Linked DNA regions of Homo sapiens: region 1 is linked to region 2. Evidence: chromatin loops called from intact Hi-C (ENCODE). Cell type or tissue: HCT116. All regions are shown on one strand. Each heading gives the region's core, and the rest is flanking DNA. Links, peaks and the distances in the headings are about the cores only.

Evidence for each region. Peaks named below come from ENCODE experiments on the same cell type or tissue, not always from the same donor. Only the 100,000 strongest peaks of a DNase experiment are listed, where the experiment ranks them.
Region 1: it touches region 2 in a loop (12-fold over the local background); 15 of 110 quality-filtered maps call a loop at or near these places.

The regions. Positions count from the first base shown.
Region 1 is chr5:101,939,143-101,944,529 of GRCh38, forward strand. No RefSeq gene overlaps it. Among named protein-coding and RNA genes, the nearest start is that of SLCO4C1, 350 kb to the right of the region's middle. In HCT116, for the core only: a CTCF peak has its summit at 3,263 (motif pointing right); a DNase peak (open chromatin) is centred at 3,279.
Region 2 is chr5:102,151,381-102,156,767 of GRCh38, forward strand. No RefSeq gene overlaps it. Among named protein-coding and RNA genes, the nearest start is that of SLCO4C1, 140 kb to the right of the region's middle. In HCT116, for the core only: a CTCF peak has its summit at 2,126 (motif pointing left); a DNase peak (open chromatin) is centred at 2,111.

The DNA.
Region 1 (5,387 bases), core at 299-5,298, 210 kb before region 2:
TTTGATTTTGTATACGTGGTAAATCACATTTATTGGTTTGTGTACATTGAACCAGCTTTATATCTCAGAAATAAAACCTACTTGGTCATAGTGTATATTAACTTTAAAAAAAAAACTTTTATTTTAGGTTCAGAAGTACATGTGAAGGTTTTTAACATCATAGGTGAACTCGTGTCACAGGGATTTGTTGTGCAGATTATTTCATCACCCACGTATTAGGCCCAGTACCCAATAATTATCTTTTCTTTTCATCATTTAGCTCTCACTTATAAATGAGAACATGTTGTATTTGATTTTCTGTCTCTACGTTAGTTTGCTAAGGATAATAGCCTCTAGCTCCATTCATGTTCCCAAAAAAGACATGTATTAAGTTTTTTTATGTGCTGCTGGATTCAATTTGCTAGTATTTTGTTGAGGACCTTTATGTGTATGTTTGTGAGGGATATTGGTCTGAAGTTTCCTTTTTTCGTTGTGTCTTTGTCAGATTTTGATATCAGGCTGATGGTGGCTTCATAGAATGTGTTAGGGAGGAGCCCCTCCTCCTCAATTTTTTGGAATAGTTTTAATATTGTTGGTATATTGGCATTTCTTTGTGTGTCTGGTAGAATTTGGCTGTGAATTTATCTGGTCGGGGCTTTTTTTTTTGAGGGGGTGCTCCTTATTACTGTTTCAATTTCAGAAGTTGATATTGGTCTATTCAGGGTTTCAATCTGTACCTCATTTAATCTTGGAAGATAGTGTACTTCCAGGAATTTGTCCATTTCCTCTAGATTTTCTAATTTGTGTGCATACAGTTGTTCATAGTAGTCTCTGATATCTTTTGTATGTTGTAATATCACCTTTGTCATTTCTGATTGTCCTTATTTCGATCTTCTCTTTCTGTTTTATTTTGGTTAGTTTAGCTAGGGGCCCATCAGTCTTATTTATTTTTTTCAAAAAAACCATCTGCATTTCATTGATCTTTTGTATGGAATTTGCATTTCAATTTCAACAAGTTATTCTCTAATTTTAGTTATCTATTTTCTTCTGCTAGTTTTGGGTTTGGTTTGTTATTTTTTATTCCAGTTCCTTTAGGTGTAACAATAGATTGTTAACTTGAGACTTTCTAATTTCTTGATGAAGGAGTTACGAGCTATAAACTTTCCTTGTAACACTGCTTTTGCTGCATCCCAGAGATTTTGGTAAGTTGTGTACCTATTTACATTAATTTCAAGTTTTAAAAAATGTTTGCCTTAATTATGTTTACCCAGGAGTTATTCAGGAGTAAGTTGTTTAATTTCCATGTATTTGTATCATTTTGAGAGATACTCTTGGTATTGATTTCTATTTTTTATTGCACTGTGGTCCAAGAGTGTGTTTGGTTTGGTATGATTTTAATTTTTTTGGATTTATCAAGGCTTGCTTCACCACCAAGCATGTGGTTGATCTTAGAATATGTTCCATGTGCAGATGAGAGGAATGTATATTCTGTAGTTGTAGGGTAAAGTATTCTGTAGGTGTCATTAGGTACAGTTGGTCAAGTGTCAAGTTGAAGTCCAGAGTTTCTTTGTGAGTTTTTTGCCTCCGAGATCTGTCTAACACTGTCAGTGGGGTGTTAATGTCTCCCACTATTATTCTGTGATTGTCTAAGTCTTTTTGTTGGCCAGGAACCCATTTTATGAATCTGGGTGCTCCAATGTTGGGGGTGTATATATTTAGAATAGTTAAGGCTTCTTGTTGGATTGTACCCTTTATCGTTATGTAATGCCCTTCATTGTCCTTCTTAATTTTGATTGGTTTAAAGTTTGTTTTATCTGATACAGGAATAGACTCCTGCTCTTTTTGGTTTTCCATTTGCATGCTACATATTAGTCCACTCTTTTATTTAGCCCTTGGATATCATTATATGCGAGGTGGGTCTCTTAGAGACAACAGATGTTTGCGTCTTGTCTTTGTATCCAGTCTGACACTGTGTCTTTTAAGTTAGACATTTAGACTATTTATACTCAAGGTTAGCATTGATATGTGTGATTTTTATCCTGTCATAGTGTTGCTAGCTGGTTGTTATGTAGACTTGATGCGTAGTTGCATTTTATAGTGCCTGTGGGCCGTATGCTTAGATGTGCTTTTGTGATAGCAAGTGTCCTTCTTTAGAATCCATATTTAACAGTCCCTTAAAAACTTCTTGTAAGACTGGTCTAGTTGAAACATATTCCCGCAATATTTGCCTGTCTGAAAAGGATTTTATTTCTCCCTCACTTATGAAACTTAGTAAGGCAGAATATTAAATTCTTGGTTGGGTTTTCTTTTCTTAAAGGACACCGAAAATAGGCCCTCAATGTCTTCTGGCTGATAAAAGTTTCTGCTGAGAGGTCTTCTGCTAGCCTGATGGGGTTCCTTCTTTAGGTTACCTGAACCTTCCTCTCTAGCTACTTTTAAGATATTTTCTTTTTCACTGGCCTTAGTGAATCTGATGACTATGTGTCTTGGGGATGGTTGCCTTGTATAGTATCTGGCTGGAGTTCTCTGTATTTCTTAGATTTTCATGTCAACCTCTCTAGCAAGATTAAGGAAATTGCTGTGGAATATATCCTCAAATATAATGCTCAAGTTGCTTATTCTCCCTTCTTCTCTCTCAGGAATGCCACTGAGTCACAGGTTTGTCTCTTTACATGATCCTGTATTTCTCAGAGGTTTTGCTCATTTTTCTTAATTCTTCTGTCTCTATTTTTGTCTGATTTAGTTGATTTGAAGCATTAGCCTGAAGACTCTTTCCTCAGCTTGGCTATGCTGCAGTTAATACTTTCAAATGTATTATGAAATTATCATACTGAATTTTTCAGCTCAAGAAGCTCAGTTTGGATTTTTCTTAAAATGGGAGTTTCATCTTTCAGCTCTTGAATAGTTTTACTGTATTGTTTCACTATGTTAGATTGTTTCAAGTTTCTTCTTGATTTCAATGAGCTTCCTTGCCATCCAGATTCAGAGTTCCATGTCTGTTATTTCAGACAATTCAGACAAGTTAAGAACCATCACTGGGGAGCTAGTGGGCTCATTTGGAGGTAAGGGAACACTCTGGCTTTTTGAATTGCCAGAGTTATTTCACTGATCCTTTCCCACCTGGCAGGGCTGGTATTTCCTTAGTTGTGGTGTAAACTGAGAATTGCCTATTGCCTTCATTTTTGGAATTTCAGAAGACTAATGCTTTGTACAGATTCTTTGTTGTAGCGTTCTTGCTGTTTCCAATGAGAGAGAATTTTTGATGTAGTTTGGGCTGCGATCCAATAGATGGCACTTGAGAGCCATAGGCAGTTCCTAGCCACACAGTTCCTTTGTATATCTTCACATTTGCAGTTGTGTTCTGCAGTGCGATGGGGATAGAGGTGACACCCTCACCAGATCTGCTCAAAGGCCCCCGGGGAGCTACCCCTGATCACCAGCAATCTTCTCATGATTTTCTTTCCTGTTGCTGTTAGGTCTTTCAGGCCACAGGGCTCCCTTGGGGAGAAGTCCCTTAGAGAATCAGGCCACACCCCAACCGAGTGGAAGGAGGCACAGCCAGGTCCCACATCAGCCCATCAAACTGTGCAACCCAGCTCTTCCAGTTTTCTGAGAGTGTGACTCCTGCCCCTTTCAAATGCAGAGCACAGCTCGCAGCTCAGTACTTCTGAGCCACAGGCCATAGCTCTAAGGTACTAGGACCCTCTCACAGCTCCCTCCTCCGGTCGCTTGGAGTTGGGTTTTGGGTGCAGCCTGACATCTAAAGGACATCTACGTTGCTGGAAAGTATGTAGGTGGAGCAAAGCAACTGAGCTGGGAAGCAGAGGCTGCATTATATACACACTTGTATGGAGTAGCCAGGCAGTGGCCCTAGGAGAGGCTGGCGGATAGGTGGGCCTGCAGGAAAGATAAGTCCCAGTCCCAGGGAGAAACTGGCCTGGCTTTCCCCATAGCCATAAGCTGGGGCCACAGCCTCTCAAAGGTAGATGGGCAGCCCTAGGGGATGGGTGCTTACAGCTGAGCTTTGCCAGAGCTGATCCACTCAAAGGTCCCCAGCTTTGTGCTTGCTGCAGCTCCATCTCCATCTAATCTCCAGGGAGAATCCCCTGCCGGCTCACACATTCATGGGCTGTGGGGTCACTGCAGCTAGGATTCCAAAGGTTTGCAGCAAGAGTGAACAGTCCCCCAGTCCCTTCACTCATCCATACCCAGGCATCTTTTGGAGCAGTGAACCAGACGTAGCATTTAGATAACCACATAGGGTTCCTAGTCTCCTCTCTCATCAGCATCAGTGACTGTGTCTTCACCATCCACATTTGGCATTTTCTCCCCAAAGGTCTGTACAAATTATGTTGGTATGGCCAAAATCCTGGTTTCTCTCTGTGAGAGTGGCGCTTCCCAGTTGCATCTAGTTACTTATCTTAAACACATAACCACATTTTCTTTATCCAGTTGACCATTGATGTACACTTGGGTTAATTCCATGTCTTTACTATTATGAATAGTACTGAGATAAACATATAAGTAAAGGTATCTTTTTTATGGAAAATTTATTTCCTTTGGGGTATGTAATCAGTAATAGGGTTGTTCAGTCAAATGATAATTCTATTTTTAGCTCTTCGAGAAATCTTCTGATATAGTTTGGATATGTATCCTCTCCAAATCTCATGTTGAAACGTGATCCTCAATTTTGGAGGTGGGGCCTACTGAGAGATATTTGGGTAATGAGGTTGGATCCCTCAGGAACAGCTTGGAGCCCTCCTGGAGGTAATGAGTGAGTTCTTGCTGAGTTCAAAGGAGATCTGGTTGTTTAAAAGAGTGTAACACTTCCCCATCAATCTTGCTTCCTCCTTTGCCATGTAACATGCTGACTCATTTCCCCTTCCCCTTATGCTATGATTGTAAGCTCCCTGAGGCAGATGCCAGCACCAAGCTTCCTTTACAGTCTACAGAACCATGAGCCAAAATAAAACTCTTTTCTTTACAAATTGCCTAGTCTCAGGTATTCTTTTATAGCAGGGGTCCCCAACCCCTGGGCCATAGACCAGTACAGATTTGTGGCCTGTTAGGGACCCTGCCACAGAGCAGGAGGTGAGTAACCAGCAAGCATTACCCCTGAGCTCCGCCTCCTGTCAGATCAGGGGCAGCCTTAGATTCTCATAGGACTGTGAACTCTACTGTGAGCTACACATGCAAAGTATCTAGGTTATGTTCTTTATGACAGTCTAACTAATGCCTGATGATCTGAGGTGGAACAGTTTCATCCCAAAACTATCTCCGCAACTCTGCCCTGTTCATGGAAAAATTGTGCCAAAAAGGTTAGGGACCACTGCTTTATAGCATCTCCAAATGGCTTCACACAGAGGCTGAAATAGTTTACATTCCTATCAACAGTGTATAAAGTGTAT
Region 2 (5,387 bases), core at 106-5,105:
AAAAGCAAAAAAACTAGAGGCTACCATCCCTGCCCAGTACTAGGCTCATAAAACAGGGCTGTCACTTCTGTCCCCAACCCTGGAGAAGTGGCTCAGAGATTTTGCTAAAGTGTGGAGGCAGTGCAAGGCTCTCCCTAAAGGAACTAACTTTATTTGAAACAGAGCATGATAAAGCTTACACATAAGCGTGATTTCAAAACAATGAAGATTTGGGTAGAAAGCAATTAAGAGGAGGCTGGTAGCTCTAAGAGAACAGGCTGAGCTATAGGATGCACATTTATTAGAGAGAATCAGGTAAAGAGACACCTAAGAAGAGATCTCCTGGGTTTATAACACATCTCAAAAACTCATATCAGTCCTCAAAAACCAACCCTATAAAGGAAACCAAATGATCATGGAGCAATTTGTGTCCAAGGCATTGTCAAAAACAAACAGCAGTGAACTGTCAATTAGCAGAGGCCAACAGCAGGATATGATACCAACCAAGGCAGACACCTTTATTTAGAGAGAGCTAGGGGAAAGATAGGGTCCAATAGAATCTTGCCAAAACTGCCATCATCCCAAGGTGACTGCACATGCCCAATGCTGCCCTCTGAGTGTTATTACAACAGAGACTGTAGACTGGGGGGGAATATTCTTCACTTAGACTTCCATTTAAATCATTAAACAAATAATAACAACAACAACGACAAAAACCTGAAGATGGGTAGATCAGTATTCATTGTTGCTACATAGATTGCCTGAAACACCCAGTTTCAACAAAAAATTATGAGATATGCAAAGAAACAGGAAGGTGTGACCCACTCACAGGAAAGACAACAGGCAAGAGAAACTGCCCATGAACTGACCTAGATGTCATATTTAACAAAGATTTCAAAGCAGCCATTGTAAATATGCTCATAAAAACAGAAAACCATGCTTAAAAAAGTAAAGAAATGTATGATGACAACGTCCCATCAAATAGATCAATAAAGAGATAGAAATTAAACAAAGGAAACAAAAATTCTTATTGTTTTCACATATAGAGATATAATGTACATATTATTGATATTGCAGTATAAATATGTATATAGCGTATGCGTATATATATTTACACGCCTCATAGTATTGTGAAAATTAAGCAAGATTATTTGTATAAGACATATACCTTACCATTTTTAATCAACATGAATTAGCTGTCCATATTACTGTCTTTACGTTTCCAAAGCAGATAATTGGGTAAGAAATTTTATCTGTGACTTTGTGACAGAGTCAAGCTGTTTCCCATAGAAAAGCATAAATGTTACATCAACTACAAACATAACAACAGAAATAATAATATTATAATAATTAACATTTGATGTTCGATATCTATGTGCCAAGGACTACACTGTTTTACATGAATTATTGTCTTGATCTTCACAAACTTTCTATTAAGCAGTTAGTTTTTATATTTTTTTGAAATTCTAGGTTATAAGAAAGGAAATATACCCTAAATTTACTAAAAAGTAAACACATACATGCATATTTCACACTGTGTGGTCCTCAGATAAGTTAAACATTTCTCTATAATGAACAATTCTGTATTCTACAACACAGATTCAAGTACCTAAATGATACATTTTTCATAAAGTAAAGCTCATCATACATTCACTCACTGAGAAAAACAATGAACTTTGGAGGAGTTGTTAAATGACTTGGTTGTAAAGGGATAAGATTTATTGCCCTACAAAAGCTAACTCCTTGCTGGGAATTTACTCAGTCTGACTGCATCTCCCAGGAAGAAAAATAAGACCACAGTGACTGCCATTGTCCTCTAACGCCAGTCAATATCATCTGAAACCTTCTCATTACTGTGTAAAAGCAGAATCCACGGACTTTTGCATCAAGCATTATACAGGAGCACTTTAGACGAGAAACCAAGAAGGCAAGAGGTGTGGCTGTAGAATCATATTTTGTCCCAGCCTGAATCACTCTGACTATAGAGGTCACTCATCTCCTGAACTACACACAAACATTAATACATTGTGGAATATCATTCCCAGTTCAGGTAAACTATTTGCTTTAAGTTTTCCACAGTCTTTAAAAGCCTCCCAACTATATGAAACAGAATTCTAGATTGTATTTAAATTGTCACATTGCCATCTTGTGGCTGCAATGGGTAAAAGAGGAAACTGATCATTACTGTGGGGCCCTGAGGCCTTGCCCCTCTGCATGATGCTATCGCAACTGCCTGAGTTCTGTGAGGATAATAATGCTCTGTTACTCTCACAGGGACCTGATACAGGATTGAAGAACTTACGTATTATATAGGGAGTGTAATTGCTTTACAGGAAAAAGCATCTAGTAAGTATAAAATAAGTGAAAATTAAGTTGAAATCTGAAAAGGTCTTGATACAAAGCATTACACTGTACTCCAGAGATGGACCTATGAGGTCAAAATTTGTTCAGCGGCCTCTACTATTTTCTTTAACTCTGACATTTACAGAATGAATTCTTCCAATGACATAACAGATTTCCAGACACCTGATTCAGGCAGTTACAGGTCCACTTTAAAGCAGAGGTCCCTCTAGTGCAAATTCCCCCTGCTTGGCTGATTCTGAGAGCTCCACTAAGACCTGCCTCAAGACAAATATAATTCCCATGCCCACTCTGCTGCCTTAAATTCCCAACCCTATTTTACTTTGAGTTATTATTTTCAAAAAACCTTCATCTGAAACATAAATGGCATGTTCTAGTATGGCTACATATAAACATCTAATTACATTTGCTTGTGGAATCATTAATTAATCAAAATTTGTAAACTTGCATATTGAGATCTAATAAGAAAAGTATACATTTTGAAAAGTAGAAGTGGGTTGTTTTTCAATAATATTCCAGGGCAGGACAATTTTCAAAAAGTAGATGATATAGCTGGGTGACAAAGGAAGAAGCTCCTGCTAAGTTGACTGGAGAGGTAGAACAGGGGTTAGGTAGTTACTCAGGAAGCCTGGAAGGAGGAAAGGGGGGAAAAAAGGCAGCCCAGGGCATTTAAAGAAAAATTACAAAATCTGGAACATTGCATCTTAGTGTCTCAGTTTGAGACTACTTTGCAATTTAAGACCCATAACTGTCTCCCTATGCACTCTAAGGAAAGAGTGCAAGTGATAGAAAGCAAGTAGCAGTTCCCAAGAAGCTGCCACTGTGAAGAGAATGAGCAACCACAGGATAAAAAGGCTCAAAGACCTCCAGCTTATGTGGTAGAGCATCTCTGGAAGTGAACTCTCAAAAAACACAGCTTAACCATTACGCACGCATTATATTTATTTCCAAAACCCTATTCATCATGGAAGATTTTTACTGAGTAATAATCTCAAAGTAAAAAATAATTATTGCCACTCTTCAACTTACCCCAGCTATTGAGAGGTGACAGCATGCTGGCAGCCCTCACAGACCTCGCTGGCTCTTGGTGCCTCCTTGGCCTCAGCGCCCATTCTGGCCGCGCTTGAGGAGCCCTTCAGCCCGCCGCTGCACCGTGGTAGCCCTTCTCTGGGCTGGCCGAGGCCGCAGCCGGCTCCCTGGGCTTGTGGGGAAGTGTGGAGGGAAAGGCACGGGCGGGAACCGGGGCTTCGCAGGGCGCTTGCGGGCCAGCTAGAGTTCCGGGTGGGCGTGGGCTTGGCGGGCCCCGCACTGGGAGCGCCTGCCGGCCCTGCGGCCCCGGGCAGTGAGGGGCTTAGCACCCGGGCCAGCAGCTGCGGAGGGTGCGCCGGGTCCCCCAGCAGTGCCGGCCCACCGGCGCTGTGCTCTATTTCTCGCCGGGCCTTAGCTGCCTCCCCGCGAGGCAGGGCTGGGGACCTGCAGCCCGCCATGCCTGAGTCTCCCGGCAGCCCGCCGTGGGCTCCTGCGCGGCCTGAGCCTCTCCCGGAAGCACCGCCCCCTGCTCCACGGCGCCCGGTCCCATCCACCGCCCAAGGGCTGAGGAGTGCCGGCGCAAGGCGCGGGACTGGCGGGCAGCTCCACCTAAGGCCCCTGTGGGAGATCCACTGGGTGAGGCCAGCTGGGCTCCTGAGTCTAGTGGGGACTTGGAGAATCTGCGTGTCTAGCTAAGGGATTGTGAATACACCAATCAGCACTCTGTATCTAGCTCAAGGTTTGTAAACACACCAATCAACACCCTGTGTCTACCTCAGGGGGTTTGTGGATGCACCAATCGGCACTCTGTATCTAGCTAATCTGGTGGGGACTTGGAGGATCTTTATGTCTAGCTAAGGGATTGTGAATGCACCAATGGGCACTCTGTCTAGCTCAAGGTTTGTAAATGCACCAGTCAGCACTCTGTGTCCAGCTAATCTGGTGGGGACTTGGAGAATCTTTATGTCTAGCTAAGGGATTGTGAATGCACCAATCGGCACTCTGTATCTAGCTCAAGGTTTGTAAATGCACCAATCAGCACTCTGTGTCTAGCTCAGAGTTTGTAAATACACCAATTCGACACTCTGTATCTAGCTAATCTAGTGGGGAAGTGGAAAACTTTTGTGTCTAGCTCAGGGATTGTAAATGCACCAATCAGCACCCTGTCAAAATGGACCAATCGACTCTCTGTAAAATGGACCAATCAGCAGGATGTGGGTGGGGCCAGATAAGAGAATAAAAGCAGGCTGCCTCAGCCAGCCGTGGCAACCCCCTGGGGTTCTCTTCCACACTGTGGAAGCTTTGTTCTTTCCCTCTTTGCAATGAATCTTGCTGCTGCTCACTCTCTGGGTCCACACTGCCTTTATAAGCTGTAACACTCACCGTGAAGGTCTGCAGCTTCACTCCTGAAGCCAGCAAGATCACAAACCCACCGGGAGGAACGAGCAACTCCAGACACGCCACCTTAAGAGCTGTTAACACTCACCGCGAAGGTCTGCAGCTTCACTCCTGAGCCAGTGAGACCAAACCCACCAGAAGGAAGAAACTCCAAACACATCCAAACATCAGAAGGAACAAACTCCGGACACGCTGCCTTTAAGAACTGTAACACTCGCCGCGAGGGTCCATGGCTTCATTCTTGAAGTCAGTGAGACCAAGAACCCACCAATTCCGGACACACTATCATCAAACGGTGGGAAACAAGTTAAATGGTTTATTAGGTTTAAAGTGCCATTTTCCATTTACCTTGAATCCCCATATTTCTTTTAATCTTAAAAATGTTATGTTGTCTTACTTGTTCTCCCATTGACTCTGGATTTGTAATTTTTTGTAAATAATAGACATGTATCTCCAACTCATTAAATTATTTCTACTCCTTGTATTTATTGTCTACTCTTAAGAGGTATGTATCAAAACCATCCTTTGTGGAACCTCACTGTGCTTACATTTGTGAATGCTCACTTTAGAAGTTCGATCTTGGCCAGATACAGTGGCTCACACCTGTAATCCCAGCATTT